Regions from separate parts of the Homo sapiens genome. Here all the other regions are linked to region 4. Evidence: chromatin contacts called from ENCODE Hi-C or POLR2A ChIA-PET data. All regions are on one chromosome and are shown on one strand. Each heading gives the region's core, a stretch centred on a gene start or an enhancer-like site at or near the end of the contact. The rest is flanking DNA. Distances are from core to core; before and after follow the strand shown. Region 1 holds the start of ATP5MK (ATP synthase membrane subunit k). Region 2 holds the start of MRPL43 (mitochondrial ribosomal protein L43). Region 3 holds the start of SFXN3 (sideroflexin 3). Region 4 holds the start of ARMH3 (armadillo like helical domain containing 3). Region 5 holds the start of TAF5 (TATA-box binding protein associated factor 5).

Region 1 (6,056 bases), core at 763-3,262, 1.3 Mb before region 4:
CTCTGGTTTGTGGATCTTTCTTGTACCTCCTCGGGGGAAGCTTTCTTCCAGGTTTGCCATGTTTGGGTCTCCTAAAAACAATGCAAAGGATAATGGTGACATGTTGTCTTGGTAGCAGATTTCAGAAAGGTGTTATCAACGGGCAAGAGACAGAACGTTCCAGCAATATGCTAGACAACATTCAGGACTACAACATAGATGGTTTAGATGTCAGGCCCGGAATAATCCATACTTCATCTTTCCAAAGGTCTCTGCTTCAAAACCACAAGTCCACCCACCTTCTTCCAGAAAAAGAAGTTATAGATTCAATGTAGCACATACTCACTAAGAAGCTACAGTTAAGTCAGAGATACACTGTAGCTCTACAGATGAATATATAATCCTCTGCCTTCAAAGAACATGCACACTTTTTGGAAGATAAAACAATTATGCAAGTAACTTAAAATGCAAATCAGATTATAAATGATCACAAAGATGTAGGAAGGGATAAGGCAATGTAGGAAGGGATAAGTAAAGGAGGCAAGCTTCATAAAGAAGATCTTTTTTAGCTTAAGGGTAAAAGATGAACAGAAGCTTGACAGGTAGAAAGGGAATGTGAGAAAAGACATGGATGGGAAAAGCCTATTATTTCAATAAACACCAGCAATTTCCCTATCAAACAACTGCTCAAAGGCTTGCTGTTGTCTCTGAGGAATTATTCAACTAGACCACTGGGAGATTAAAGCATAAAAATTGAAGTTAAATTTTAAAGAAGGCCGGGCACCATGGCTCACACCTGTAATGCCAGCACTTCGGGAGCCCGAGGCGCGTGGATCATCTGAGGTCAGGAGTTCGAGACCAGCATAGTCAACATGGCGAAACCCCGTCTCTACCAAAAACGCAAAAATTAGCCGGGCGTGGTGGCCTGCGCCTAGTCCCAGCTACTAGGCAGGCTGAAGCGTGAGAATTGCTTGAGGCCGGGAGGCGGAGGTTGCAGTGAGCTGAGATCATGCCGCCGCACTCCAACCTGGGAGACAAAGTGAGACTCTGTCTCAAAAAAATTAAAGGAGAAGTTGGGCTTTTTTGTGGAAGACCTTGAATTAGATATGGGTAGTTTGCTTTGGCAAGTCAGAGACTTAAGCAGGGAAAGCGAGAGAACAGTAAGCAAGAAAAATATACTGCAGGCTATAGATTGGACATGAAGAGAGACAGTATTGAAGGCAAGTAAATTCGGTAGAAGGATTCAAATGCACTGTTTCCTGTTATCTCAGTGACAGAAAAAAAAAAAAAAAAAAAGGATTCAAATGCAGTACAGCAGAGAAACCATGAGAACCAGAACTGGGTATAAGTGAAAACAGAAGACAGGAGAGGTTAGTTCTGACAGACACTTGGTAATAAGACTCTACAAGGGCTTTAGACTAAAGAAGTGATGACCGGGTGGGGCCAAGGATATGGAATCAGGGATGGGTATATGATTCATAGAAACAGGAAAGTTTGGGGGGTCTAGTTTGCTGATAATTTCACCCTTAATTTCCTTTCAAGCAAGGGGAAACTGAGGCTCTGAAAAGTAAGGCGATCCAGGGGCACAGAAGATACTTAGGCTACTTTCCGAACACAAAGCCTGGGGTTACAGGGGCTGCTACAACAGAGCCGGCTTCGAAGCGGGGCTAAGGTGGCCGAACCACACTCATCTAGCGTGTGCCTGGCAGGGAACCAGGCCTGGGACAGACCTGACAGCCATGAGGTTTCCTCCTTTTTCGCCTCTGCCTTTACTCACCAGCGCCACGGCGTCTGCACCCAGCTACCACTAACCTCGCGCCGCGGTACTCACACACGCGGAGACCAGGATACCCACAGTCCAGTGCAATTCTTCCGGAAGTGTGGGCGGGCTCAACACCCTACTTCCGTTGCTGTGTTGCGGAGGTGACCTAGAGACAGGAATCGGAAGGGCGGGATTTGGAGCCATAGCCAATCGTCGCATTAGGCCGAATCGCGGGGGCCGGCTAAACGCGTGCGGGGGAGGTGGCTTCTTCCGGCCGGGCCGAGAGGTGGTTACATTCGTTGAAGGACACCAGCTGCGGAATTTGCGGCTTTGGCAGGTGGGTGAAGAGGGGAGTCCGGGCTTGGACCTGGCGCCTGCACGTTGCAGGACCGCCCGCCGTTTCTGGCCGAGGAGCAACTCGAGTTCTTAGCTTTGGAGGAGAGAAACGGTGGGGAATGGGAAAGGAGCTAGAAAAAACGAGGGGCGCAAGGGGGCGGCCAGCGGGTGAGAAGCCTCGAGGTGAGGCGGATAGGTGCGCCCAAGGGCTCCCACAGTTTCCGAAGACCCTTAGATTGCATTCGCCAGTGGAGAAAAATGAGGCCCTCCGCGAAGCGTCCCTCGAGGTCACCCAGTGACGTAATATTGGACGAGGACTAGGGCTTCTGATCCCCATCACCGGCCGAATTAACCTCTTTTCTTCTGTATGTCCATAGCTGTTTGTTCCCACCGAGCTGTGCTTTAGGAAGCTGGCCAGCCGGGCCTCCTTTAGGTGCGCTGCAGCCTTTTTCAAAGCGAGTGAATGTGGCCCGGCCCCTACAGTTCGCCAGGCCCGCTGTAAAAGGGTTAGATTTCAGTCTATAGACGATCAGTGGGAAGGCCTTTCCTAGGAGGTAACCAGAACAGAGAGCTGTAAACTCCGTGAATGCAAGAGGCTGCTTCTGTTACCTGAGTGGTTCTCACTCATCTTTGCCTTCCTTACCTCGTGATCTCACCATTCCAGGTAGGTGTTAAGTTAGAAAGGAAAATAGCAATATCGAGGAACAGAGAAAGTAACAAGAGCTACTGGTCACTTTGGACCTTTAATAAAGTGCCCATCTCACAGGTGGAGAGAGGCACGGAAGGATTAGTTACATTTAAGAGCAGTTAGTGGCCGGGCGCGGTGGCTCACGCCTGTAATCCCAGCACTTTGGGAGGCCGAGGCGGGTAGATCACCTGAGGTCCAGAGTTCGAGACCAGCCTGAGTAGTATGGTGAAACCCCGTCCCTACCAACAATACAAAAATTAGCCGGGCGTGGTGGCGCGCGCCTGTAGTTCCAGCTACTCGGGAGGCTGAGGCAGGAGAACCGCTTGACCCCGGGAAGCGGAGATTGCAGTGAGCTGAGATCGCGCCACTGCACTCCAGCCTGGACGACAGAGCGAGACCTTGTCTCAAGAAGGGCAGTTAGCAACTTAATTAAAACATACCACCGTTTAACAACATTAAATCACAACTAGGAGTCTTACAAAGGGCACTGTAAACACAAGGGTTCCTTTATCTTTGCCCTAAAGTAACCTGCACCGTGCTGAAGAGTGCAGAACCAAATTTTTCGACCTTACTCCATTATCTCACCAGCAACAATCCCGTTCCCCATTTGGCCCTCCATTTGAGCCTCTCAAGAGTCCTCCTCCTTTAAGACCCAGACTAACTTGAGTGATTGATTTCAGTTCTTGAACCATGCACTTCCCTGCAATCAGAATTAGTCTTCTGTGGGATATCACAAAACATCAGCCTTCCTCCCATATTGTGTGTAAATTAAAGGGAAATTTAAAGCGCTGTAGTATTGTTGGGCATATCCTCCTAAAAAGTTTAGTTAGATGTAATGTAGTGGAGGTTTTCGTTAATGGTCAAAGTGAAGCCCTTATTTTCTGTAGCGTTTCTCCTAAAAACCTACTTCAAACCCTAAGAAGTGAATCCAAAAATGTATCATGAAATGAATGGAGCTGGTGGGGGGGCGGGGGGCGGGGGGAAGTATGTCTTTAGTAAGTTTAGTAAAGTGGAACAGTTGATAGCTACATTATAAAGTTGCTTTTATCGCTTCTGTTGGCTAAGATCAAGTGTATAAAGTTATTTTTAATGGAGATTTTCCTACTTGGGCTAGACTGGCCAAGGTCTCTGAAGAGGCCTAAGGAAGTTTGGATTTCCTTCATTGCTCCAAGAACCTTCTTGAAACTTGAAAATTAAGGTCATTTTTCTCAAATTTTCATTGCCAATTCTTTACACAAGAATGCCTCTGAAAGCCTTTGAATGGGGGAGTTCCAGTTTCCATAGTAATGACTCCCTGACAGATATCTCCCTCTTCCATTTCATCAAGACCCAGCTGAGTCACTGTCACTGCCTACCAATCTCGACCGGACCTCGACCGGCTCGTCTGTGTTGCCAATCGACTCGGCGTGGCGTCGGTCGTGGTAGATAGGCGGTCATGCATACGAATTTTCAGCTCTTGTTCTGGTGACCTTTTGAATACGTCTTGTCTATAAAAGAAATTCATGCCTTTGTAAAATACACAGGTACTATAGATTAAGCTGCCTTTGCTATATATTCTTCCAGAGTTTTTTTTAATACACTTACTATTTTTCTATTTCATTTACTGCAGTATTTTTCAAACTTTAGCATGCTTTAGAATTATCTAGAAGCCTTATTAAAATAGATTCCTGGACCCAGAGTTTCTGATTCAATAGGTAGGGCCTAAGAATTTGCACTAACAAGTTTCCAGTGATGCTAATGCTGCTGGTCTAGGGACAAGACCCAGAACCATTGACGTGCTTTATAAAATCCAGAAATAAGATTTTTTCTTACAAAATTGAACGTTACTTGGGACATCTTCCCATGTCAGTACACAAAGATCTGTGCCTGTTGTGTGTCGTTTAATGGAAACCATCATTTTTTAATCAGTCTTCTATAGATGGACTTTTAAGATTTTCATAAACAGTATTTCATTGACCATCTTTGAACCACACAATGTGTTTCCACTTTGTAATATTTCAATAAGGGTAAATTCCTGGAGAAAAACACCAGCTAGATGAAAGGGTATACTCATTTTATAATTCGATAAGATACTGCCAACTTGCACTTTCTGAAGGTTGTACCAGTTTATTTATTTTTTATTTATTTATTTTTTTTTTTTTTGAGACGGCGTCTCGCTCTGTCGCCCAGGCTGGAGTGCAGTGGCGCAATCTAGGCTCACTGCAAGCTCCGCCTCCCAGGTTCATGCCATTCTCCTGCCTCAGCCTCCCGAGTAGCTGGGACTACAGGCGCCCACCACCACGCCCGGCTAATTTTTTGTATTTTTAGTAGAGACAGGGTTTCACCGTGTTAGCCAGGATGGTCTCGATCTCCTGACCTCGCATCCACCCGCCTTGGCCTCCCAAAGTGCTGGGATTACAGGCATGAGCCACCGTGCCAGGCTGGTTTTACCAGTTTATACTCCAAGCAACAGAGAGAGAATTCTTAGTTTTCTCACATACTTAATACTACTACTTACCATAATTTTATTTTTGCTTGTTTGATGATTAAATATTGATCTCATTTTACATTTCTTTGACTAATAGGTTTTATGTTTTTTTTGGTTTTTGGCTTTTTTTCTTAATATTTTCCCTTCCCTGAGATGACTTAAATATTTCCCCATGTTTTCTTCCAGGACTTTTTGGTTTCACTATTTACATTTAAATCTTTTATCTATTTTGGTGGTGGTGCAAGGATTCCAGCTTCCTTACTACCACCAGTAGCTATTATTAACTCCATTTAATAAATTATCCCTTCTCCCTTCTCCCATGGAGGTCCTAAATTACTTATAACAAGAAAAATTGTATAAGTAGGGGTTGTAATTGAGCTGTTTAGTTGATGGTCACCCGTTGAATGTTTGAAAAATACCAGCTCCAATTTTTGAGTAGCCTTAAAATGGATTAATTCAATGGACTGTGGTGTGATGGAGCCAGGAATGAAAATATTAAGCTGTATTGGGTCAGAGAATGAACTTAGCAGGGGCTATTGTGTGATTTGATGTATTCTGAGGTGTTCATGAAATAGCGATCAAGGTAAAATCCTACTTCCAAAAGCTTTTCTTTCAGGAAGGCTTTTTCCACCATCTTTGCTACTACTGTGTTGGGTGAGATATAGATAAAAATTTACAGTATTTATATGCAGTGACCTTGAGTTTTTAGACTAAAACAAGACAAAATTTATTTACTTTTAAATTACATCCAAACCAATTTAATGTTGCTTTCTTTCTTTTTTTAAAAGATTGAAATCATGGCAGGTCCAGAAAGTGATGCGCAA
Region 2 (5,552 bases), core at 113-2,612, 1.1 Mb after region 4:
TAATCCTGAGCCCCCAGGGGAGAACCAAGGGAAGACAAGACTGCGAGCAGGTCGCAGATATCGCACACTGAAACGCTTGAGTGTGTCATCTGTAACCTTGGTAAGGCCAAACATTGTATCAGCCAGCTGAACCTCCTCCTGATCAGGCAGCTCCCAGAGAGGTATTGCTCGGTTCCAGATCCTCCGGACCTCCTCGCTGTCCTCAAATTCTGGTGCCTTGCTAAGCAGAAACCCCTCCCTGGCCCCATCCCCTCGCCCCTCCACGCTGGCCTGGAAGTCTTCCCAGCTCCCTTCTGCTAGGCTGGTCATGCAGAGAAAGTGGCCTGTGGTCTTGTCAATGAAGAGGCTGAAGGAAGTGGTAACACCAGTCTGGCCTTTGAGCTGTGAAGACTCTGCAAAGGGGCTCAGTGCCCGCAGGCAACTGTGACCATCCTGGAAGGGGATCCCATGCCCCCGCAAATACTGGCGGATTTCAGTTGCAGTTACAGGCAACACTGGCATATCCAAGGCTTGGAGAGTCTCCTTCCTGTAACGTCTGCGAGGAGGGCCTGGGGCCAAGTTTCGGGGCAGGCCCCTCCGACCCATCCACTCCCCACGCAGGGGTAACAAGATACGGAGGGGGTACCCACTTCGGAGGAGGACCCACATTCCTAGCCAAATGTGGGAAGTCACTACTTGAAATGCCTTAGGTGCCTGGTTAGCGTGCCTTCACTAGACCAAACTCTAGGGATATCCCACGCAGCACTCTGCAGAGCTCACTCTAGGTGCATTCTTTCTCTCCATGAATTTCTCCTCTTCAGCCCCTCTACGTTGCTGCTTCACACATATGCCCATCTACACGACCCTTTCGCGTCCACGTCCTTCTACAATGGCTCCCCCACCTCTATGGTCCGTTAGTTAGTTTCTCTCCGCCACCTCACCTCTATGACCCTCTATACAGTTCCTCACTGACACAGTTTCTTTGCATCATCTTCTCACCTCTACTGCTCCTCCACAGCATCTCCTCGTCGTCCTCATTTCTATAGTCATCTGCATCCTTTTTGTAGTCCCTTTGCCCTAGGCCCCGACTAGAGACCCTCTTCCGCTTCTCCTTCCCCTCACTGGGACCTCAACACGGCGAGAGCACCCAGCACGACTCCCGCCAATCCCCCGGCCCAAAGGAATGCCAGTCTCTATCCTCCCCCGTGTCTTCACTCCGCTCTACTACTCCGAGCTCCGCCGCGCCGGCCCCCAGCCCCAGGTTACCACTTTTCTCTCTCCCACTTCGCCGGCAACGTGAGTCTCCCGCACATGCTACTCGCCTTGACCTCGGAAGCAAAACTCCGGGAGCGGTCGTCCCGGAACCGGAAGCCTCGAGGTTTAGTCCCGCCCCCCTCTCCTCGCTGCTTAGGCTCCGCGGCCTCCAAGCTGTAGCTATGACGGCGCGCGGGACTCCGAGCCGCTTCTTGGCCAGCGTTCTCCACAACGGACTGGGTCGCTATGTGCAGCAGCTGCAGCGTCTGAGCTTCAGCGTCAGCCGCGACGGCGCCTCGTCTCGCGGCGCCAGGTGAGCCAAGGGAAGTGCGCAGGCGCGGGTCGGGGTGGGTGTGGAGGTGGCAACGACTCCCCGGGTAGGTCGCCCCCAGTCAGGGGTCATACTGCTCACTGTCCCGGGTCGCTTAGGGAGTTCGTGGAGCGGGAGGTGATCGACTTCGCCCGACGGAATCCAGGGGTCGTAATATATGTAAACTCGCGTCCGTGCTGCGTGCCCAGAGTAGTGGCCGAATACCGTGAGTGGGGCCGGGCTCGGGCTGGAGGGCGGGATCAGGGGCTCGACCCGCTATCCTCCTTCTCGCTTGGTCGCACCGGCCAGCTTCCACCCACTCTCACCCCTCTTCTGCCAGTTAACGGGGCTGTGCGCGAGGAGAGCATCCACTGCAAGTCGGTCGAGGAGATCTCGACGCTGGTGCAGAAGCTGGCCGACCAGTCGGGCTTGGACGTGATCCGCATCCGCAAGCCCTTCCACACCGACAACCCTAGCATCCAGGGCCAGTGGCACCCCTTCACCAACAAGCCGACCACGTTCCGCGGGCTACGCCCCCGAGAGGTTCAGGATCCTGCCCCAGCCCAGGTGCAAGCACAGTGAAGAGTTGCCCCACCAACTGCAGCCCCAGGCTTTGGACTGTTACTCCGGTAAAGGTGGTTCTTCCCCTTTGGGATTCCAAGCCCAGGCAAATGGAACCCATCAATGGGCAAGTTGACAGAGGTTCTGCTTGGGATAATGAAGAGCTGCCTGTTTCTTTCCAGTGCCTGCTTCTGGGGGCAGTGACCTTGTGAACCACTCATTTTTATGCAAGTGGCATCCCTAAAACCTGAGATGAGGAAGACTTCAAGGGTTTTACAGGGCCCTTGTTTTTTAAATCCAAATTGATAATAATGATCTCAAAACACAGTGAGAGGTCTGAAGGCTGGCTTCTGAAGAATCCCTGATGTCTTATTGGAACAACCACTGAGCTACGGAGAGCTCTGCTGTGATGGGCTAGGCACTTTATATCTGTGTGAATACAGATTTATAAAACAGGTTAATAAACTTATCCAAGGTCACATTTCAGGTCTGTCTTCAAAATGTGTGCATATGTTAAGCACAAGCCTCAGTTTTCATTATTTTAAAACTAGACGCAGAACATATAACAACTGTCAGGTGGTTAGTATCAAAGGCCAAGTGATTAATCTAGGCCTGACCCCTGAAAGGGAGAGGGGAGTGATTCTCAGACCAAGTCCTGGCTGACAAGCTTTCTCTGGTCTTAGCTATACATCTCCTTCCCCCCACGTCCCTCTTTGTGCAGAAATAAAATCCATGTCCCTTGAGCCAGCTGGTGGGGGGTGCTGAGAACCTTGGGGAAGGGCAGGAAGGCTGATATTAATGAGTATTTTCTAATCTTAGTTTAAAAAGGGGGGATGGTGGGGAAATGAGAGGCAGGAAATGAAAATCTAGAAACCCCTGTAAGAATTCTTGAACTGTTGTCATTTTCTTGTCATGCCCTAACACCATGATCAATGAATAGTGTGAACCTTACTAAAGAGGCCTGTGTGCCTGCCAAGGAGTCAGGATGGAAGCGGAGGATCCCAATTTCCTCTGCAAATAGTTGTATTGGGGAGCAGAGCCAATCCTGGAGGCAGATATCACCTTCTGTATAGGCTCAGGAGCCTGTCCCCTGGTGATCAGGGGTGGGCGCATCTAGATGAAGCAGACTAGTCATAGCTGTGGGGAAAAAGGGTGTTTATTAACCAACGGCAGGGGGAGGAGCTGAGCCCAGGCTCCCCACTCTGTCACATGCCTGTTCCACCCACCTGGTTGTAAGTGGGGGCATTCCTAAAGAAGTGTAGCCATTCTCACAATAAATACATTCATTGTGGGGTGGAGGTGGGAGAGGTTGGGTGAAGGGCAGTAAAAACCCGTGGGATTCCACGTTCTCAGCTACAAAAATAACAGTCATCCTCACCCGAGGGGAATGGGGGAGCTCAGTCAGAATTGATTGTCCCATATAGGCCTAGAGACTTCAGAGGCCCCTGGCCCCTGAAAGTGCCCCGGTGAGGTAGGACAGGGGTAGGAGCTAAGCGTCCAAACTCCCAGCCTCTGCCCTTTGCATAGTTCCAAGAATGGGCTTCATGTGCCAGTTGAGACATCAGATTTCTCCTCCCTTTCCCTGCTGTAGTCTAGAGGAAGCAAATGCTTGATTCCCCCAAAAGAGAGGCTGGCTCATTGAGTGCAGTGTTGGTCATCCATCCTAGGCAAGGGCCTGTGAGGACAGTTAAATGGGAGGGGGATCTCCCTCTGAAATGTCCACGGACTAAACCCAACAGACAGGTCCAAGACAGCAAGGGAGGCTCAGAGGTGCATGTGAGTGGAAATGTAAGCACATGTGTGATACAGGTGTGTGTTACCACATGTGCATGGGGATGGGACATGCCTGGAGCTCTGTCTCTCATACTCTTGAGAATGACCAAGGAGAGTGGGGAGGCTGATTCACAAGGGCCACACAGGAAGGGAGAGGAGGGGAGTGATGCAGTCTTACCTCCCCAGGCTGGCCCGTTCCCAAGCTCTTGACAAAGAGGTCACCACATGGGGCTGGGGAAGAGGACCAGATAGGATGTGGCAATTGGGAGGGTACCCCAAGTCCAGAAGCAGGGATGAAACAAGAATGCACCAGGAGAAGGTGAGGGTGGGGGCACTGCAGCCCAGCCGATAAACATTCTTCCATGTGTGCATGTGAATGTACGCAGGGCTTAGGTGGCTGGCAGAGGTCTTGTCTGGTTTCAGGACCATCCAGCACACAGGGCCATGCAGAGGGTGGTGACATTGAGCCCATATGGACCTGCAGAGCCCTGCCTGGGAGAAAGAGAAAGGGTTTGGGCAGATGAATGGAACAGGAGGATGGAGTCCTCACCTATAAGTGTTTAGGTTAGGGGATAGGAACTGGCTCTGGGTCTGCAGGGCACCTGATCCTGAGGGAGCACCTACCTCTGAGGAGCACCGATGGGCCTGGGCTGCTCACATGTGGGTCTGTGGAGACTGAGGAGGGGGCTTTGGCTGGGCCTGACTGGCCAGCCCTACAGGGACATCAAAAAGTTGGGAGAAGGGTATGGAGTGGGGGTAATGAAGGGAGGGTGGCTGTGTTAGGGAGGCAGTGGCCCAGCCTGGGACAGATAGGCTGGCTTGGAAGAGCATTTGTTCTGGGAGGCTGGGCTCAGACAGAGCTCTCATCTAGCTGCTCCACGAGCTGCGTGTGCTTCCTTTTTTCCAGGATGCGGCTGAGTTCCTCGGCGAAGGAGCAGGGCCCTGCTGGTACTCCATTGTTGCTCTGCCTCAGAAGCACATAGCTATTGCCATTCATCCTCCGCAGCCGGCTGGGCAGTGCCACCAAGCCATTGGTCAGCTCAGCCGGTGGCGGTGGGGGCGGTGGGGGTGGTGGGGCTGGGGCTCCCTCCCCAGGGATGATCTGGAGACAGCTGCCCTCCAGGCCCCCAGCCCCCTCATCATCACCCTCATCTTCCTCTCCAGGACACTGGCCTGAGACTGTCTGCAGTTGCACCGCAGATCCTCCTGCCCGGCTGGCCCGACCCAGTGAGTATTTCCGTCGGCGCCCTCGTCTGCCTTCCCGCAGACAGGCCACATAGAGGAGGGAGGAGGCCAGGATGAGGCAGAGGCCACCAAGCGCGGCAATGGCTAGCACATAGAGCAGTCTCACATCAGGTGCCAGCTGTGCCCCAGGTGTGGCAGGGGCTTTTGGAGCTGGGGCAGGAGTGGCTGGCCGGACTGTGAGACTATAGGAGGCCAGCAGGGTGCGGAGGCCATTTTCCTCGGCATAGCAGCCATAGTTGCCACTGTGCTCAGGCTGTGCATCTGTAACCAGCAGCCCGTCCACGCCCACACGGTAGCCACCCTGCCCATCGCTCAGGCCCATGCTCCCATTGAGTAGCCACAAGGCCCGGGCCAGGTTGGATGGCTGGTCACAGGGCAGGAGGACATCATCACCCCGGAGCACAGAGCGGGTCTTCAGTGGTGGTGGTGG
Region 3 (5,326 bases), core at 1-2,500, 1.0 Mb after region 4:
CGCTTTCCATCGCTCTCTGAAGCTCTCAGAACCGCCTTCCTCTCTGCCTCCGCTGTCGCCGCCGGGCCCTCCCAGCCATCACGCGGGACGTCACGCGTGACGCCGACCAGCAGGGAGGGGCAGGAGCTTCCCGGCCGCGCCCACCCGGTGGGCACGGGGATTGGCAGAACCTGAGGGCGGTGGGTGTCATTCGAGGCGATGCCCCCAGCCTGGGCCACCTGGACCAGGCCCTAAGCTGCTTCCCAGAGCCAATCCCACCTCGGGGATCAGTTCTGGCCCCCTCCCCAGCCAAAGGGAGGAGGGGCTGGAGCCGCGGGCGCTGCTCCCTTGGTTTACAGTCCCCTGGCGGGCCTCAGCAGACCCCCAGCCCTGCAGCAAGCGGTCTAGGTGCCCAGAGAGAAAGCCCCGGGCGCAGGTGGGCGGTGTGGAGGGGCGGTCCTCTGCTGGCGCGCCGGGAGGGACTCGGGTTACCGCCTGGCTTGTTTACTTGATGGCTGCCTTGGCAATGGCCTTTGGCTTGCTTGTCCCCCTGGGCTCCTACCCCAGTATCCACAAGCTCCTCTTGTAGCAGCGCGGCATTCGCATCACTTCACAGCCCCGTTCCTGTCGTGCCTGTGCCTCTTCTATGTCCCCAGCCCTCTCCCTGCTCCCCCTCTGTAACCCCTAGCTCCACTGTGTCCCTGGTCTCCTTACGCTCCCAACCCCTAGCCCTGCACCCCAGACCGTAGCCCCACCCCTGAGATGTGGAGGGGCAGACGACCCCAGGAACCTCGCGGTCTGCATCCGAGCAAGTGCATCAGAAGGATTCTTAGGATTCTTCCGGTCCTGGGACCAGCTGCCCCACCCTGCGACCATTCCAGAACTGGGTAGCCAGAGACGCCTTCTGACAGAGGAGGAGGATGCAAGTGAAGAAGGCACCCCCTCCGCCACGCACATACTCACAACTCACCCAGCCACCACACAGAGCACGCCTGCAGCAAACTCAGGCTCACGTCCCGCTCTGCCCCGTGACGTCCCTCCACGGAGGCCTCAAGGGTGCCCAGGGAGGGGTGGCAATTCCAGGAGCCCCGGTAGCTGGCTCGGCTCAGAGAAGAGGTGGTTCGAGCCGGAGGGGAACAAGCCAGACCCAAGCCCTAAATTTGCGGAATGAGCTAGGGCGTCAGAACCAGAACTGGGGTGGGTAAAGAACTCCGCTGCCCGGGACCAGGTAACGCTCGGCTGTCCCTGGCGCCTAAGGGAGGTGCCGGAATAGAATGACTGGCGGCCCTACCAGCCAATGGGAGCCCGGGGCGGTGCAGGCCAGCCCAATTCCCGCAGCCTCCGCGCAGCGTGGGTGGGGTTTGCCGGCTGCGGCAGTAGCTCTCGCCTGCGGGTGGTTTGACAAGGCTGGCGGCGCCACACCAGCGACCAGGTGAGGCCGACCAGGCACAAAGGGGTGGGGGGCCTGGAGGGCCGAGTTGATGTTGGGGTGCTTCATTCTAGGTCCCAGAGCTTCTCTGAGGGAACTGGCCCTGGGTTTTGCGCGGGATGTCGTGGGACCCCTCTCCAGCAGATCCTCCCCAAAGCTTGGGAGAGGTTCATGCAGCCTCTTTAGACCCGGAGCCGCAGCCTGGAGCCCGCGGGTGTCTGGGGGTCTTCCTGGGCCTCAGCTGTCTAAGGTCCTGAAGCCCTATCCTCGAGGCCCAGCCCGCCCCACGCAGCCCCCGCCCCACCCCGGGCCACCTCCATGCCCGCATATGCATGAGAGAGGTGATGCCATGAGCTGTCCTGACCTCTCTTTTGTCTCACACCTCTCTAAGCCCCAGGGCCCGCAGTAATCCCAACTCCACTCTCAACCTCTACTGAGGACTGGGGACGGGAGTAGATGACTCAGCCCCGAGCAGGAATGAGGGGTGAAAGGTTCCCACCTGCCTTGTATAAAGTCAGCGAGAGTCCAAGATGGTGCCTGGACGGGGCAGTTCTCTGGCCTAGGGTGAGACAGGAGGGGGGCCTAAGGCATGGGAGGGCAGGATGCTTAAACCAGGGGGAGGGGTGGAAGTTTTAGGGGGCAGCAGGGGAAACATTTACACCCCTCCCTCATCCCTGCTCTCCCTGCCCAGGCCTGGAGCTCACACTTCTGAGAGGCATCGCAAGCGAGGGCCTTCACGTTACTGAGACCCCAGCCCCGCACAGAGGCTCATGGAGCTCGAAGCACGCAGGGCTGGCCTCTCCAGAGCTAGCAGATTCCTTCTGGACCTGTAGGGTGCCGCCCTAGCCCAGCCGCCATGGCGCAGGGTTTCGCAGTGGGCTTCGACCCACTGGGCCTAGGAGACCTGAGCTCCGGCTCTCTGAGCTCCCTCTCCTCCCGAGGCCACCTAGGCAGCGACTCAGGCTCCACCGCAACGCGATACCTGCTAAGGAAGCAACAACGGCTGCTGAACGGGCCCCCCCGCGGAATCCGAGCCTCATCGCCCATGGGACGCGTCATCCTCATCAACTCCCCCATCGAAGGTAGGGGCGGGACCCAGCCACTGGCCTGGGTTGGGGAGGGTGGGGGTAGGGGACAATGGGAACTCAGCAGGAGGAGGCAGAGCCAGTATGATTGGGGGAATTCAAGAGATGGGAGTCACAGGGAGGTGGCAGGCCGCCTGGGAACCCATACACTCTTCCTCACCTGCCCTTGGCCTCTCCTCCAGGCCAATCCTGCAGGGGTCCAGGGTCGTAGAAGGGTCAGAGGAGGGAAAGAAGGCCATGGCAGCAGGGACAGGCATGCGTGTGGTATGCTAGCCCCTGGTGGACAAGGCAGGGGATTGAACTGGCCTCTCTCCCATGGGCTCTGCCCTTCTCCAGATCCATTGTGTGTACTTCTGGGGGATGGGGCAGGATAAAGAAGGACATCCTCCATCAACCAGTCCATTGTGTGACAAGCTCTGTGCTGGGCTGCGAGGAGTCAGTGCCCAAGCGGGTAGACAGAATTCAGGGCTTCCGTGCTGAAGGAGGGGAATGAAGGCAGCACAGCAAATGTTCAGAAGAGGAGGGTTGAGGGTGGAGAGGGAGCTCCATCAGGGAAGGGGAGACCTAAGCTTATGTAGTTGCTTAATGCCGCTTCATGGAGCACAATTCTATACCAGCCCTGGGGAGGTGTTACAAGGGACCTAGAGAGAAATCAGGCTCCCTCTTCACCTTCCAGGAATCTACAGTGTAGCAGGACAGAGCAATAAGAACAGCTGGTGGCAGGGGTGAGCTGTCACCAACAAAGGCTGGAAGTGAAAAGCATGGAGCATGGTAGGTGGGCACTTAGGAGCCAGCCTGGCTGTAGTGACAGATGTGAGGTGACTAACAGCTGATGAGCAAGACAGGACCTAGAATGCCAGGTGCGGAGCCAGGCCCCCTGAGTCTGAGCTTTCTGTGAGCAGGACCAGATAAATATCTCCAGCTCCTCTCCTCTTTCTTAGCCAGCAGAGCTCCCCTGGCTGGATCCCAGACTGGACTGTTCAGGCCCTGCTCCTCCCCCTCTGACCCAGCAGGGCATCTCTCTTCCCCTCCCTAGGCCACTGGAGCAGGGTGGGGCATGTTGCTCAGGGAGCAGGCTTTCCTCCACCAGTGCCCTGGCACGCTCACCCCTGTCATACACCAGTCTATGCTTCACCCTCTGGTGAGCACAGGGCACTGCTGAGGGTCACCACGGTCATTCTGGTGAGGGAGCAGAAGTCCCCAGAGGAGTTAGGAGACATTGGGGAAAAGGGAAGCAGGCACCGCATAACTGTCTTTATTAGTCCCATTCTATTAAAAGAACTATGCTATACTCCCTCTGATACACTCTTTCTGTTTCTCTCTCTCTCCCCTTCCCTTTGCCCATGTATGATGCAAGCGCTGTTTATAACGTCTTTTTTTTTTTTTTTAAGAGGGAAAGGGTCTTGCTCTGTCGCTCACCCAAGCTGAAGTGCAGTGGTGTGATCATAGCTCACTGCAGCCTCAAACTTCTGGGCTCAAGTGATCCTCCAGCCTCAGCCTCCTGAGTAGCCAGAACTATAGGCATGCAACACCAAGCCCAGCTAATTTTATTTTATTTTATTTTTTGTAGAGACAGAGTTTCACCATGTTGCCCAGGCTGGTCTTGAACTCCTAGGCTCAAGTGATCTTCCGGCCTCAGCCTCCCAAAGTGCTGGGATTATAGGCATGAGCCACCATGCCTGGCCTATACTGTCCCTCTAAAGATCCTCTTCCAGGGGTTTCATGATTGCTTTCTCCCTCTGCCTCATGCTAGCGCCACTGTGCAGCCAAGGAAGCAGCATCTCCTAGCAGTGAGGGACTGAGGAGTTGCTCTGACCACTTGGCTTCTCCTCTGACTGGACTGGGACCCTCTGAGCTCAGAATTCTCCCCTCTGCCTGAGAACAGGTATCTCCCAAGTCACCGCAGCCTGGAACCCTGCCCCATGTTATTATTTAGATCACTCCCGGGGAGTAAAGTAACTGATAAGGAATAAACGGTGACATTGCCACCTACATCGGCCCCATGAGATCCCACCAGCTCCTTAAATTCAACTGGTCCCAGAGAAAATGCATTACCTTTAATCCAGGAAAGCATTACCCTTAATGCATTTCTCCTCACTCTCCTAGTTTGACCATCCATCCATCCATTTATTCTTTCACTTATTCAAAAAAAATACCTATCAAATACCAAGCACTGTCCAACATATTGGAGATATACTAGAAGAGTATTACGAAGTCCCCACCATGATTGAACTTATGGTCTAGTGAAAAGAGACAGATAAATCACAAATAAGCGAACGACGACAAAGGATGGGAAGAGTCAGAATGTGATCATCTGATGACATGATAGAATGGTGCTTCTCAAACCTCAGATGCCTCAGAATTGCCGGGAAGGCTCATTCAGGGATAGATTGCAGGGCTCAGTCCCAGAGCTTCTGGTCCAGTGGGTCTGTGGTAAAGCGAAGGAATTCCCGTTTTTAGCAAGTTCTCAGATGACACTGACGCTGCTGATCCAGGATTACGCTTTGAGAAGCCCTACAAGAGGTACTCACTGGGAGGAAGGGAGGACACTCCAGGAAGCCTTCTCCAAGAAAGTGGTGTCTGAGCCAGGAGGGGAACGAGGAAGAGGAGCTGACCTTCTAAAGGCCTGGGCAGGAGCACTGCAGGCAGAGGGAACACTGGAAGGGCTTGGCCTCCATGAGGAACAGGAAGATCAGTGTGGCCAGAGCTCAGTGAGGGAGGGGAGGGTGGAGGGGAGGGCGGAGGGGTGGGCAGAGGAAAGCCCAGGCAGGGCCTTATAGGGCATGGTGAGGAGACTGGAGTTCTAGAAGCAGGAACAGGTGTTGAAGTTTTT
Region 4 (5,491 bases), core at 618-3,117:
TCTCGGAGAGGTTTAAGCCTCCGGTTGGCTGCGGGTAGGCCTGGCTGATGTCAGGCTTCCAACAAGAGGTGGTGAAGCAGAGTGTTCTCTAACTTCCTCAGGGAAAGGCCCGTCTGCTAAGTAACAGGTGCCTTCCCAGGCACTGGCGCTATGGCTAGTCCAAGGTCTGCTAAGTAACGGGTGCCTTCTTAGGCACTGGCATTACCGCTAGACCAAGGAGTCCTCTAGTGGCCCTGTCTGGGCGTGACAGAGGGCTCACACTCTTGCCTTCTGGTCACTTCTCACCGTGTCCCTTCAGCTCCTAACTCTGTATGGCCTGGTTTTCCTAAATTATAATTGTAAAATATAAGTTATTAATAAAAGTAATGCTACAAACTAATGATTACTAATATTCATATATAATCACATCTATATTCTATTTCTAATATAGCTATTCTTATTTTAATTATTTTCTTTATTATACTGGAACAGCTTGTGTCTTCGGTCTCTTGACTCGGCACCTGGGTGGCTTGCCGCCCACAGAACTCTTCTCCACTTCTTTTTTGTTTTGAGACGGAGTCTCGCTCTGTCGCCCAGGTTGGAGTGCGATGGCGCGATCTTGGCTCACTGCAACCTTCGCCTCCCAGGTTCAAGCGATTCTCCTGCCTCAGCCTCCCGAGTAGCTGGGATTACAGAGGACTGCCAACACGCCCGGCCATTTTTTGTATTTTTAGTAGAGATGGGGTTTCACCATGTTGGCCAGGCTGGTCTCGAACTCCTGACCTCAGGTGATCCACCCGCCTTTGCCTTCCAAAGTGTTGGGATTACAGGTGTGAGCCACCGCGCCTGGCTTATTTTATTTTTTTTACTTGTTTTTTCTTTTTAATAGTATTCTTGCTGTTATAGCACATCTTTTTAAACCTTCCATTTGTGTATAAAAAAACAGAGACTCAGGCTGGGTGCGGTGGCTCACGCCTGTAATCCCAGCATTTTGGGAGGCAGAGGCGGGTGGATCACCTGAGGCCAGGAGCTTGAGACCAGCCTGGCAACATGGTGAAACCTTGTCTCTACTAAAAAATACAAAAATTAGCCGGGCGTGGTGGTACACTCCTGTAATCCCAGCTACTGGGGAGGCTGAGGCAGGAGACTCTCTTGAACCCGGGAGGCAGAGGTTGCAGTGAGCCGAGATCGCACCACTGCACTCCAGCCTGGGCAATAGAGTGAGACACCATCTCGAAAAAAAAAAAAAAAAAGAAAACAAAGACTCAGAGGCAGGGAGTGGTGGCACGTGCCTGTAATCCCAGCTACCAGAGGCAGAGGCAGGAGGACTGCTTGAGCCTAGGAGGTGGAGGCTGCACTGAGCTGTAATTGTGCCACTGCGGCACTCCAGCCTGGGCAAGGGCAAGATCCTGTCTCAAAAAAAAAAAAAAGGAAAAGAAAAGAAAATAGATTTCTGGCCAAGTTAATAGAGCTTTACACGCTACTTTGCACTTATCAGGCACACACGTATTTGTTGAAAGAATGAGTTTGTTTTCAATCTTTCACGTACAAAGTTGTAATACACATTTGGAAAATATATCTTTCCAAACTTCGCCAGTATTTCTAGAGGATACATGTATTCCTAGAAGTAAAATTGCTGAGGTCAAAGAGTCGGCCATGTTTCGGAAAACTGCTATTGCGACCCAGTAGGCCCTCAATAGACAAGTCCACTGCGAATTTATTTCTCGCGATGCCTTTCGGGAGTTGTAGTCTTTGCGATGCTTGCTGGGAATCGTGGTCTGAGCCGGTCTCAGGAAGCGGGCGTGGACTAACCCATTGCGCGCCGGGCTTTAGGACCCGGCGGGGCGCGGGGACACGGGAAGGGTCGGGGAGGTCGGGAGCGCGCCCGTGAGCCCGGAGCAGCGGCAGCGTCGGTGGCGTCGAGAGCGAGCGGGCCCGGGAACGGCGCGGGTGGTAGAGGAGGAGCCGCGGGCTCGGTAAGCGGCGGCGGCCAGGCCCGGCCCGGTCCTCGAACCTGACCAACCCTGCGGGTCCTGCCATACTAGGCCTTGGCCCCGAGGCGGTTCTGGGGGCGGGGCCTGCGCTGGCCGCGGGGACGACGAGGACGCGAGGGGAGAGGGAGGGAGGACGGCTGCTGAAGCTGCGTATGCCGGGGAGGGCTGGGCCTGGGGGCGGCCGAGCCTAGAGAGAAACGGCTTCGCTCTTCCAGCGGCCGGTCCCTCGGACCACACGGTCCCGGTCACGTCCCTCTCCCGCATCCCTGCGGGGCCTTCTGGCTTCCGAGGTGCTGACCTTTGACCCCGCCAGCTGCCCCGAGAGCTTCCTCTCCTGCTGTTCTTGGTCCTGGGGTGCGGGCGTAGGGCAAGGCACCTCTGAGAATCTCAGGGATAGAGGAAAGCGGGTTTGTGCGAAGTCTTCAGGTGTCCCGGAAGGGCTCCAGTCCTGTCCCTCTCCAGGCTCTGACAGGCTTTAACCCACTCTTCACACGGAATCAGTGAAGCTACTGTGTTTTCTTTGGGTTACTCGGCGAGAGCCCAGGAAAGGAACCTGTTCCCAGGAGGGTATAGGGAAGGAAAAAGTAGAGAGAAACCTGGTCCCCTGGAGAAGGAGAAGCTGAGGCGTGCTGCCCCTGGCGAATGGGGAAGCAGAAACTTGGGCCATACCCAAATGTATGTCACTGGATCATCCGACCCTCCGCAGTTCTTCCTCTCCAGAAAGTTTTTTATTTTATTTTATTTATTTATTTATTTATTTATTTATTTTGAGATGGAGTTTCGCTGTTGTCGCCCAGTCTGGAGTGCAGTTGCCCGATCTCGGCTTACCACAACCTCTGCCTCCGGGGTTCAAGCGATTCTCCTGCCTCAGCCTTGCGCTACCACGCCCAGCTAATTTTATATTTTTGATAGAGACGGGATTTCTCCATGTTGGTCAGGCTGGTCTCGAACTCCCAACCTCAGGTGATCCGCCCGCCTCGGCCTCCCAAAGTGCTGTGATTAAAGGCGTGAGCCACCGCGCCCGGCCTTTTTTTTTTTGTTTGTTTGTTTGTTTTGTTTTTTGTTTTTTTGAGACGGAGTTTCGCTCTCGTTGCCCAGGCTGGAGTGCAATGGCGTGATCTCGGCTCACTGCAACCTCCGCCTTCCAGGTTCGAGCGATTCTTCCCCGTCAGCCCCCCAAGCAGCTGGGATTACAGACGTGAGCTACCACGCCCGGCTAATTTTTGTATTTTTAGTAGAGACAGGGTTTCGCCATGTTGGCCAGGCTGGTCTCAAACTTCTGACCTCAGATGATTCACCCACCTCGATCTCCCAAAGTGTTCGGATTACAGGTGTGAGCCACTGCGCCCGGCCAGAAAAAGTTTTGAGCTTAGTGAGAGCTTTTTCTTTGCTATCCTTTAGTTGCTTTGTAAACTAGGGTAAATATGATTTGTGTCCCTGCCCGTAACTTAGCAGGATTGGAATTATTTTGGGTGTACCTTAAGTTGGATTTGTGTGCACAATAGCTTCTGTGTGAAGACTTTCAGGATATCAGATCACAGTCAAGGGAAAGAGGGATCCCTCTTGTTACGACTGTAAAGGGGGAATACCCATTTCAGTGACTAGAGAAGCCTTTAAGGTGTTTTCATTGGACTTTTAGGTATTACAATTTATTGTTCAACTTTTTTTTTTTTTTTTTGAGACGGAGTCTCGCTCTGTCGCCCAGGCTGGAGTGCAGTGGCATGATCTTGGCTCACTGCAACCTCCGTCTCTCGGGTTCCAGCGATTCTTCTGCCTTAGCCTTCTGAGTAGCTGTGACTACAGGCGCGCACCACCATGCCTGGCTAATTTTTGTGTTTTTAGTAATGACGGAGTTTCACCATATTGGCCAGGCTGGTCTCCAACTCCTGACCTCGTGATCCACCCGTCTCAGCCTCCCAAAGTGCTGGGATTACAGGAGTGAGTCACTGCCCCCAGCCGACTTGTTCAACATTTGGATAATTAAAACAAGGTGAAAACCTCAAAGCAGTCATTATGAAATTTGGAATCTCACACTGAGCACAGTTTAGGAATCTGTAACATTTGGGGAAAATGGCCAAAAATTGATCCAGGATATATAAGGGTGAACTGTTTATTCAACACATTTATTGAGCACTTACTATGTAACTTTGGGAGGCGGAGGCCGGCGGATCACAAGGTCAGGAGATCAAGACCATCCTGGCTAACATGGTGAAACCCCGTCTCTACTAAAAATACAAAAAATTAGCCGGGTGTGGTGGCGGGCGCCTGTAGTGCCAGCTACTAGGAGGCTGAGGCAGGAGAATGGCATGAACCCAGGAGGCGGAGCTTGCAGTGAGCCGGGATGGTGCCACTGCACTCCAGCCTGGGCGACAGAGCGAGACTCCCTCTCAAAAAAAAAAAAAAAAATTTATACAGTGTAATGGGAATACTGCCATTGCTTGGGAGAGTCAGGGAAATCTTTGCAGGGGGGAGATACTTGAGTTGGGTGTTGAAGGATGAGTAGGAGATTGCACAAGTAAGAAAAGGCATTTTTACTCGGCCTGGTGGCTTATACCTGTAATCCTAGCACTTTGGGAGGCCTAGGCAGGTAGATTGCCTGAGCCCAGGAGTTTGAGACGAGCTGGCTCAACATGGCGAGACCCCATCTCTGAAAAAGAAAAGGCATTTCATTTGGAGAGAACAGTACTTGCAAAGGCTTGGTGAGGATGTGAGAGGAAAAAAAATTATTTTAAATCTCAGAAATTTGTCCCAAACAGGATGTGTGGTGGGGAAACTGCTAGGAGGTGAGACTGAAAAGAAAGTGGGGAGTCATTGGAATTTTTTTCTCTTTTTTTTTTTTTTTTTTTTTTTTTAGCTTCTGAGGAGTTTTTTTTAAGTTAGGGAGTGACAGAAATGCAGATTAAAGTAATGAAGAATGAGGCAGTGAGACTAATTAGAGTTGTTGCAATTGACTGAGAGTCTGAAGAAAGTGTAGCTGTGGGAATGAAGAGGAGGGGATTTTGGAAATACTGTACTTCTGAGATTGATTCAACTTCTTAGGAAGAGAGTGGGCTAGGATTTCTAATTTGAGAGAGTGGATGTATGGGGATTTCATTGACAGGATATGGATTAGAAAAAGTAGAGCAGGTTTCCAAAGGTTAGGGTATGGAAAGAGGCATAGGGGATATGGTTTGGTATGCCGAGCTCAGGTTGCTTGTAGGATGTACCGATGGAGACCTTAGTAGGCAGCTGGAAGTGAGAGACCTGGTGAGCTTAATGTATTGGCACCAGCTTTGAGTGAGGGCATATATGAAAAAAGTCTTGGGGAAAAAAAAATGTTTATTTTATTTGTCTATAAGGAAGTAGCAGATTATGCACTTCCTCCACTTAATAGTGAGCTTCTCAAGGCAGGGACTGTAATTTAGTAATTTTTTGGTCCCTTTCTGTCTTACACTATGCTTATGTAATTTATAAGGTCTTAATAAGTGTTATTCAAGTAGCAGGAAATCAGTTTACTTTGCAAGATTGCAGGTACCTTT
Region 5 (5,313 bases), core at 451-2,950, 1.3 Mb before region 4:
TTTTTAAAATTTCAGCCGGGTGCGGTGGCTCATGCCTGTAATCCCAGCACTTTGGGACGCAGAGGTGGGTGCATCACGAGGTCAGGAATTCAAGACCAGCCTGACCAATATGGCGAAACCCCATCTCTACTAAAAATATATTTTTAAAAATTAGCCGGGCGTGGTGGCGCGTGCCAGTAGTCCCACCTATTCGGGAGGCTGAGGCAGGAGAATCGCTTAAATCTGGGAGGCAGAGGTTGCAGTGAGCTAAGATCACGCCACTGTACTCCAGCCTGGGCGACAGAGCAAGACTCCGTCTCAAAAAAAGAAAAAAAGAAAAAGAAAAAAAATTCAACTTTTAGCTGAGATTCAGGGGGTACATGATGTGCAGGACTGTTACAAGGGTATATTGTATGGCGGCCGGGCGCGGTGTCTCACGCCTGTAATCCCAGCACTGTAGGAGGCCGAGGCAGGTGGATCATCTGAGGTCAGGATTTCGAGACCAGCCTGACCAACATGGTGAAAGCCCGCCTCTACTAAAAATACAAAAATTAGCCGGCCGTGGCAGTAGGAGCCTGTAGTCCCACCTACGCGGGAGGCTGAGGCAGGAGAATTGCTTGAACCCGGGAGGCGGAGGTTGCAGTGAGCCAAGATTGCGCCACTGCACTCCAACCTGGGCAACAGAGCAAGTTTCCGTCTCAAAAAAAAAAAAAATCTATAAAGTATTTATCAACACATCTTTTAAGAGGAACTAAAGAAATAAAGAGAAAATAAAGTACTTACAGTACTTAAAGTACGCTAGTACGAAACTGTACAAACACTGTTAGTGTCATGCGGACCTGCCCAAGGCTCAAAAGCCCAAATGAAAGGAAAGGGACCAAGAGCGTGAAGATCCCGCCTCTCCGCGCTCACCTTCCCCATACATCCCTCTGCTCAACAGCTCTCCTCAGCTTCTCACTGGAACTGACAGCTCGGAAGGGGGTTTGACTGCGCAGCCCGCGCACTAGAGAAAGGGGCGGGCATGTGGCCCTAGAGGCGGGCCCAGGAAATTCAAAACAAGCCCGCAGAGGTGCAGGCCTGCCAGCCCCTGCCTTACCGGCTTGCTCCCCTTCGCGGCGGCCGTACCTACCCGGGACCCCACGGCTCACCTTTACCCGGAGCCGCAGGACCTGAGGCTGAACCTGAGACGACCGTGGCCCCCGAAGCGCCAGTGCCCGGAGGGTCGGGGGCCGCAGGGCCAGGGGCCGAGGCGGTCACCCGGCTGAGAAGCGCGCTGGTCACCTCAGCGCCGGCGCTGTCCACCTCTCCCGGGGCTCCGGAGCCCGCCACTGCCTCCTCCAGCAGCCCGGCCTCACGGCGCAGCGCCTCTTCGGCCTCGCGGAGTTTGCTCTGCCGTAGGAACTGCAGCACGGCCAGTAGAGTCTGTCGGTCATGCGGAGCGCCGGCGTCCGGAGCAGCGGCGGGCACCGGGGCCGCCCCCGCCGGGGCAGCGGCGGAGACAGCCACCGTGGGCTTGGGGGTCCCGCCATCCCCGCCAGTGGACGACGACGCCGCAACGTTCCCGCCGCCGCCGTTGGGGCCGTTGTTGGTAGTGCCGCCGCTACCCTCGCCTGCGCCGTCCCCCGCCTGCGGAGGTAGCAGCGTTGGCGGTCCCTCAGGCTCTAGCTTGACCGCCACCTCCGTCTGCTCCTCCGCCAGCGCCGCCATCTTGCGGCTGAGCCACCTCGCGCCGTCAAGCGTGATTGCATTTTCGCCACATGGAGGGCGGGGAGGAGCATTTCACGACAACTCTAGTAGGCCATTTACGGCAGTAGGAGGAGCGAAAAGGAAGGAGAAACGGAATAGGAAAGAGAGCAACTTTCAAAACCGAGCGAAAGAAAGGCAGGAAGTGGGCATTGGTGACCACCTATTACATTTGCCTGAGAATAATTGCCATTTATTGCAGGCCAGCTATATTTAGGCATTATGATAGATGTTTTACATTATGTGATCTCCTTCAATTCAATAATCTTTTTCTTTTTTCTTTTTTTTTTTTTTGAGACGGAGTTTCGCTCTTGTCGCCCAGGCTGTTAAGCGATTCTCCTGCCTCAGCCTCCCCAGTAGCTAGGATTACAGGCATGCGCCACCACGCCCTGCTACAATTAAATAATCTTATGAGGTAATATTATCCCCACCTCGCAGATGGCTCAGTTGAAACCAAGAGAGGTTAAATAACTTACCAGAGGCAAGAAGAAAGTCCAAATGTCAACATTCGAATCCACGTATTTAACTCAAAAACATATACCATTTGCCAGAGGGAGGCTTCCGAGATACTGGTAGTTTTACATTTTGACCTGAATAGTGCTTACTTTTTTTTTTTTTTTGTCATTTTTACTTTTGTAAAAGTTAATCGAGCTGCATGCATTACATTACATTTATTTATTTATTTAACTTTTGAGACGGAGTGTCGCTCTGTCGCCCAGGCTGGAGTGCAGTGGCCCGATCTCAGCTCACTGCAATCTCTGCCTCCTGGGTTCAAGCGATTCTCCTGCCTGAGCCTCCCGAGTAGCTGGGATTACAGACGTGTGCCACCACGCCCGGCTAATTTTTGTATTTTCAGTAGAGACAGGGTTTCGCCATGTTGGCGAGGCTGGTCTCCAACTCCTGACCTCAGGTGATCCACCGGCCTCAGCCTCCCAAAGTGCTGGGATTACAGGCGTGAACCACTGCGCCTGGCCCGTATACATTACATTTCAATAAAAAGTTTTTAACGCCAGGTGCGGTGGCTCACGCCTGTAACCCCAGCACTTTGGGAGGCCGAGGCGGGCGGATCATGAGATCAGGAATTAGAGACCAGCCTGACCAACACGGCAAAACCCCGCCTCTACTAAAAATACAAAAAATTAGCCAGGCATGGTGGTGCGCCCCTGTAATCCCAGCTACTCGGGAGGCTGAGACAGAAGAAGAGCTTGAACCCGGGAGACGGAGGTTGCAGTGAGCCGAGATCCCGCCACTGCACTCCAGCCTGCGCGACAGTACGAGACTCCGTCTCAAAAAAAAAGTTTTTAAATACCAGAATGTTGTGGTTGTGAAATATGTACGTTATGTATTCATGCTATTATCCGTTATTACAAATAAACCATTTTAATTGTATATTTAAAAATCATGGCCACACGCAGTGGCACATACCTGTAGTCCCAGCACTTTGGGAGGCCGAGGCGGGTGGATCACCCGAGGTCAGGAGTTCGAGACCAGCCTAGCTAACATGATGAAACGCCATCTCTACTAAAAATATAAAAATTTAGCCAGGTGTGGTGGCGGGCACCTGTAATCCCAGCTACTCGGGAGGCTGAAACAGAGGAATCACCTGAACCCAGGAGGCGGAGGTTGCAGTGAGCCGAGATCGCACCATTGCACTTCAGCCTGGGCAGCAAGAACAAAACTCCGTCTCAGGAAAAAAAAAAAAAAAAAAAAAAATCATATATGCCATTTTGCAATGTGCTTCATAGGTTATAAAACCCTCCTGCATATTTTATCTCATTGGAAACTTGTAACTCTGTGGAATAGGTACAGACGAGAAAAGTGAGCCTGAGACATTGGGAAAATCTAGCACAGCCGTTCAAGTTATTGGTTTTGAGGTCTTACCAGCGTCCTTTGACCCTGCTTACTTTTAAAAAATATTTTATTTTATTAATTAGAGATCTGAAGCCTTACTATATTGCCTAGGCTGGCCTTGAACTCCTGGGCTCAAGCAGTCTCTCACCTCAGCCTCCCAAGTAGCTGAGACTACAGGCACAGACCACCTGGCTTGACCTTGCTTACTGGCTGAATAACCTGGAGCAAGTTACTTAATTTACTATGTCCCAGTTGCCTAATTTTTTTTTTTTTTTTTTGAAACGGAGTTTCACTCTTGTTGCCCAGGCTGGAGTGCAATGGCGCCATGTCGGCTCACTGCAACCTCCACCACTCAGGTTTAAGCAATTATTCTGCCTCAGCCTCCCGAGTAGCTGGGATTACAGGCATGTGCCACATCAGGCCCAGCTAATTTTGTATTTTTAGTAGAGACAGGGTTTCTCCATGTTGGTTAGGCTGGTCTCGATCTCCCGAACTTAGGTGGTCCACCTGCCTCGGCCTCCCACAGTGCTGGGATTACAGGCGTGAGCCACCACGCCTGGCCCCAGTTGCCCAATTTCTAACAAAAAAATAATAGTAGTTACGTCATAGTGTTTTGAGAATTAAATGAGGTAATGCATATGCAATACCTAGTATGTAATAAATAACCATTGGTTATTTCTACTTCACTTTAAAAGGTGTTCTGTAAATGTTTGATTAAGAAAGTGCAAGCATAATGTTCAAAAGTGATCCCGAGACTGAAATGCAAAGCTAATCTAGGGATAGGGGTGGCGGCTCATGCCTGTAATCCCAGCACTTTAGGAGCTGAGATGAAGGTTGCAGTGAGCCGAGATTGTGCCATTGCACTCCAGCCTGGGCCACAGAGCGAGACTCCAGCTCAAAAAAATAAATAAATAAATAAATAAAATAAAATACTGAGTGTGACCCATTAAATTGATCTTAACTGAATTAATTTTTTTTCTTTTTTTTTTTTTCTTTTTTTTTGAGACGGAGTCTCACTCTGTCGCCCAGGCTGGAGTGCAGTGGCCGGATCTCAGCTCACTGCAAGCTCCACCTCCTGGATTTAGGCCATTCTCCTGCCTCAGCCTCCCGAGTAGCTGAGACTACAGGCGCCCACCACCATGCCTGGCTAATTTTTTGTATTTTCAGTAGAGATAGGGTTTCACCGTGTTAGCCAGGATGGTCTCGATCTCCTGACCTCGTGATCCGCCCGCCTCGGCCTCCCAAAGTGCTGGGATTACTGGCGTGAGCCACCGCGCCCGGCCTGAATTAATTTTTTTTCAATCTCAGCTCACTGCAAATTCCACCTCCCAGGTTCAAGTGATTCTCATGCCTCAGCCTCCCGAGTAGCTGGGATTACAGGTGTGCACTACCATGCCCAACTAATTTTTATATTTTTAGTAGAGATGCGGTTTTGTCATGTTGGCCAGGCTGGTCTCAACCTCCTGACCTTAAGTGATCTTCCCGCCTCAGCCTCCCAAACTCCTGGGATTACAGGAATGAGCCACCGCACCTGGTTAACCCTGTGTTTAAAAAATAATAATAGTAATAATTCTATAACCCCTCACACTTTCTTTTTCTTTTTTTTTTTTTTGAGACGGAGTCTTGCTCTGTCGCCCAGGCTGGAGTGCAGTGGTGTGATCTCGGCTCACTGCAACCTCCGCCTCCCAGGTTCAAGCAATTCTCCTGCCTCAGCTTCCCAAGTAGCTGGGACTACAGTCG

Evidence for each region. A loop is a pair of places that touch in the nucleus more often than their neighbours do. ChIA-PET counts read pairs that join two places held with the same protein, here RNA polymerase II (POLR2A). Pooled maps may share reads with other maps.
Region 1: a pooled map shows a loop between it and region 4 (15-fold over the local background). The contact joins the promoter of ATP5MK here to the promoter of ARMH3 in region 4. A Hi-C loop is called at or near these places in 6 of 50 pooled maps. POLR2A ChIA-PET finds 5 or more read pairs at or near these places in 2 of 52 experiments (Caco-2 and GM10248).
Region 2: a loop to region 4 is called in a pooled map, with 8 times the contacts of the local background. The contact joins the promoter of MRPL43 here to the promoter of ARMH3 in region 4. A Hi-C loop is called at or near these places in 1 of 168 maps with a recorded cell type or tissue (CD8-positive, alpha-beta T cell) and 7 of 50 pooled maps. POLR2A ChIA-PET finds 5 or more read pairs at or near these places in 1 of 52 experiments (WTC11).
Region 3: a loop to region 4 is called in a map of naive thymus-derived CD4-positive, alpha-beta T cell, with 8 times the contacts of the local background. The contact joins the promoter of SFXN3 here to the promoter of ARMH3 in region 4. A Hi-C loop is called at or near these places in 1 of 168 maps with a recorded cell type or tissue (naive thymus-derived CD4-positive, alpha-beta T cell) and 2 of 50 pooled maps. POLR2A ChIA-PET finds 5 or more read pairs at or near these places in 2 of 52 experiments (GM12878 and activated B cell).
Region 5: a loop to region 4 is called in a map of CD8-positive, alpha-beta T cell, with 16 times the contacts of the local background. The contact joins the promoter of TAF5 here to the promoter of ARMH3 in region 4. A Hi-C loop is called at or near these places in 1 of 168 maps with a recorded cell type or tissue (CD8-positive, alpha-beta T cell) and 7 of 50 pooled maps. POLR2A ChIA-PET finds 5 or more read pairs at or near these places in 1 of 52 experiments (activated naive CD8-positive, alpha-beta T cell).

The regions. Positions count from the first base shown.
Region 1 is chr10:103,392,431-103,398,486 of GRCh38, reverse strand. ATP5MK (ATP synthase membrane subunit k) reads left to right here and starts at 2,012. Exons shown (of 5, transcript NM_001206427.2): 1 at 2,012-2,078; 2 at 2,455-2,741; 3 at 6,021-6,056. The coding sequence starts at 6,030. It overlaps PDCD11 (programmed cell death 11), which reads right to left and starts at 1,861. Exons shown (of 36, transcript NM_014976.2): 1 at 1,757-1,861; 2 at 1-71. The coding sequence starts at 60. MIR1307 (microRNA 1307) reads left to right here and starts at 4,086; the gene lies at 4,086-4,234. RefSeq lists enhancers at 375-875, 876-1,377, 2,035-2,284, 2,435-2,524, 1,917-2,749.
Region 2 is chr10:100,983,307-100,988,858 of GRCh38, reverse strand. MRPL43 (mitochondrial ribosomal protein L43) reads left to right here and starts at 1,362. Exons shown (of 3, transcript NM_032112.3): 1 at 1,362-1,546; 2 at 1,663-1,769; 3 at 1,884-2,590. The coding sequence starts at 1,416. The coding sequence ends at 2,125. It overlaps TWNK (twinkle mtDNA helicase), which reads right to left and starts at 1,316. Exons shown (of 5, transcript NM_021830.5): 1 at 1-1,316. The coding sequence starts at 648. SEMA4G (semaphorin 4G) reads right to left here. Exons shown (of 15, transcript NM_017893.4): 15 at 3,243-5,552. The coding sequence ends at 4,728. RefSeq lists an enhancer at 1,534-1,603.
Region 3 is chr10:101,027,158-101,032,483 of GRCh38, reverse strand. SFXN3 (sideroflexin 3) reads right to left here and starts at 1,250. Exons shown (of 12, transcript NM_030971.6): 1 at 950-1,250; 2 at 2-170. It overlaps PDZD7 (PDZ domain containing 7), which reads left to right and starts at 1,355. Exons shown (of 17, transcript NM_001195263.2): 1 at 1,355-1,411; 2 at 2,100-2,490. The coding sequence starts at 2,265. RefSeq lists an enhancer at 728-937.
Region 4 is chr10:102,052,549-102,058,039 of GRCh38, reverse strand. ARMH3 (armadillo like helical domain containing 3) reads left to right here and starts at 1,867. Exons shown (of 26, transcript NM_024541.3): 1 at 1,867-1,955. RefSeq lists a silencer at 1,778-2,167.
Region 5 is chr10:103,364,363-103,369,675 of GRCh38, reverse strand. It overlaps TAF5 (TATA-box binding protein associated factor 5), which reads right to left and starts at 1,700. Exons shown (of 11, transcript NM_006951.5): 1 at 1,128-1,700. The coding sequence starts at 1,686. RefSeq lists enhancers at 398-467, 1,598-1,837, 1,590-1,884 and a silencer at 928-1,467.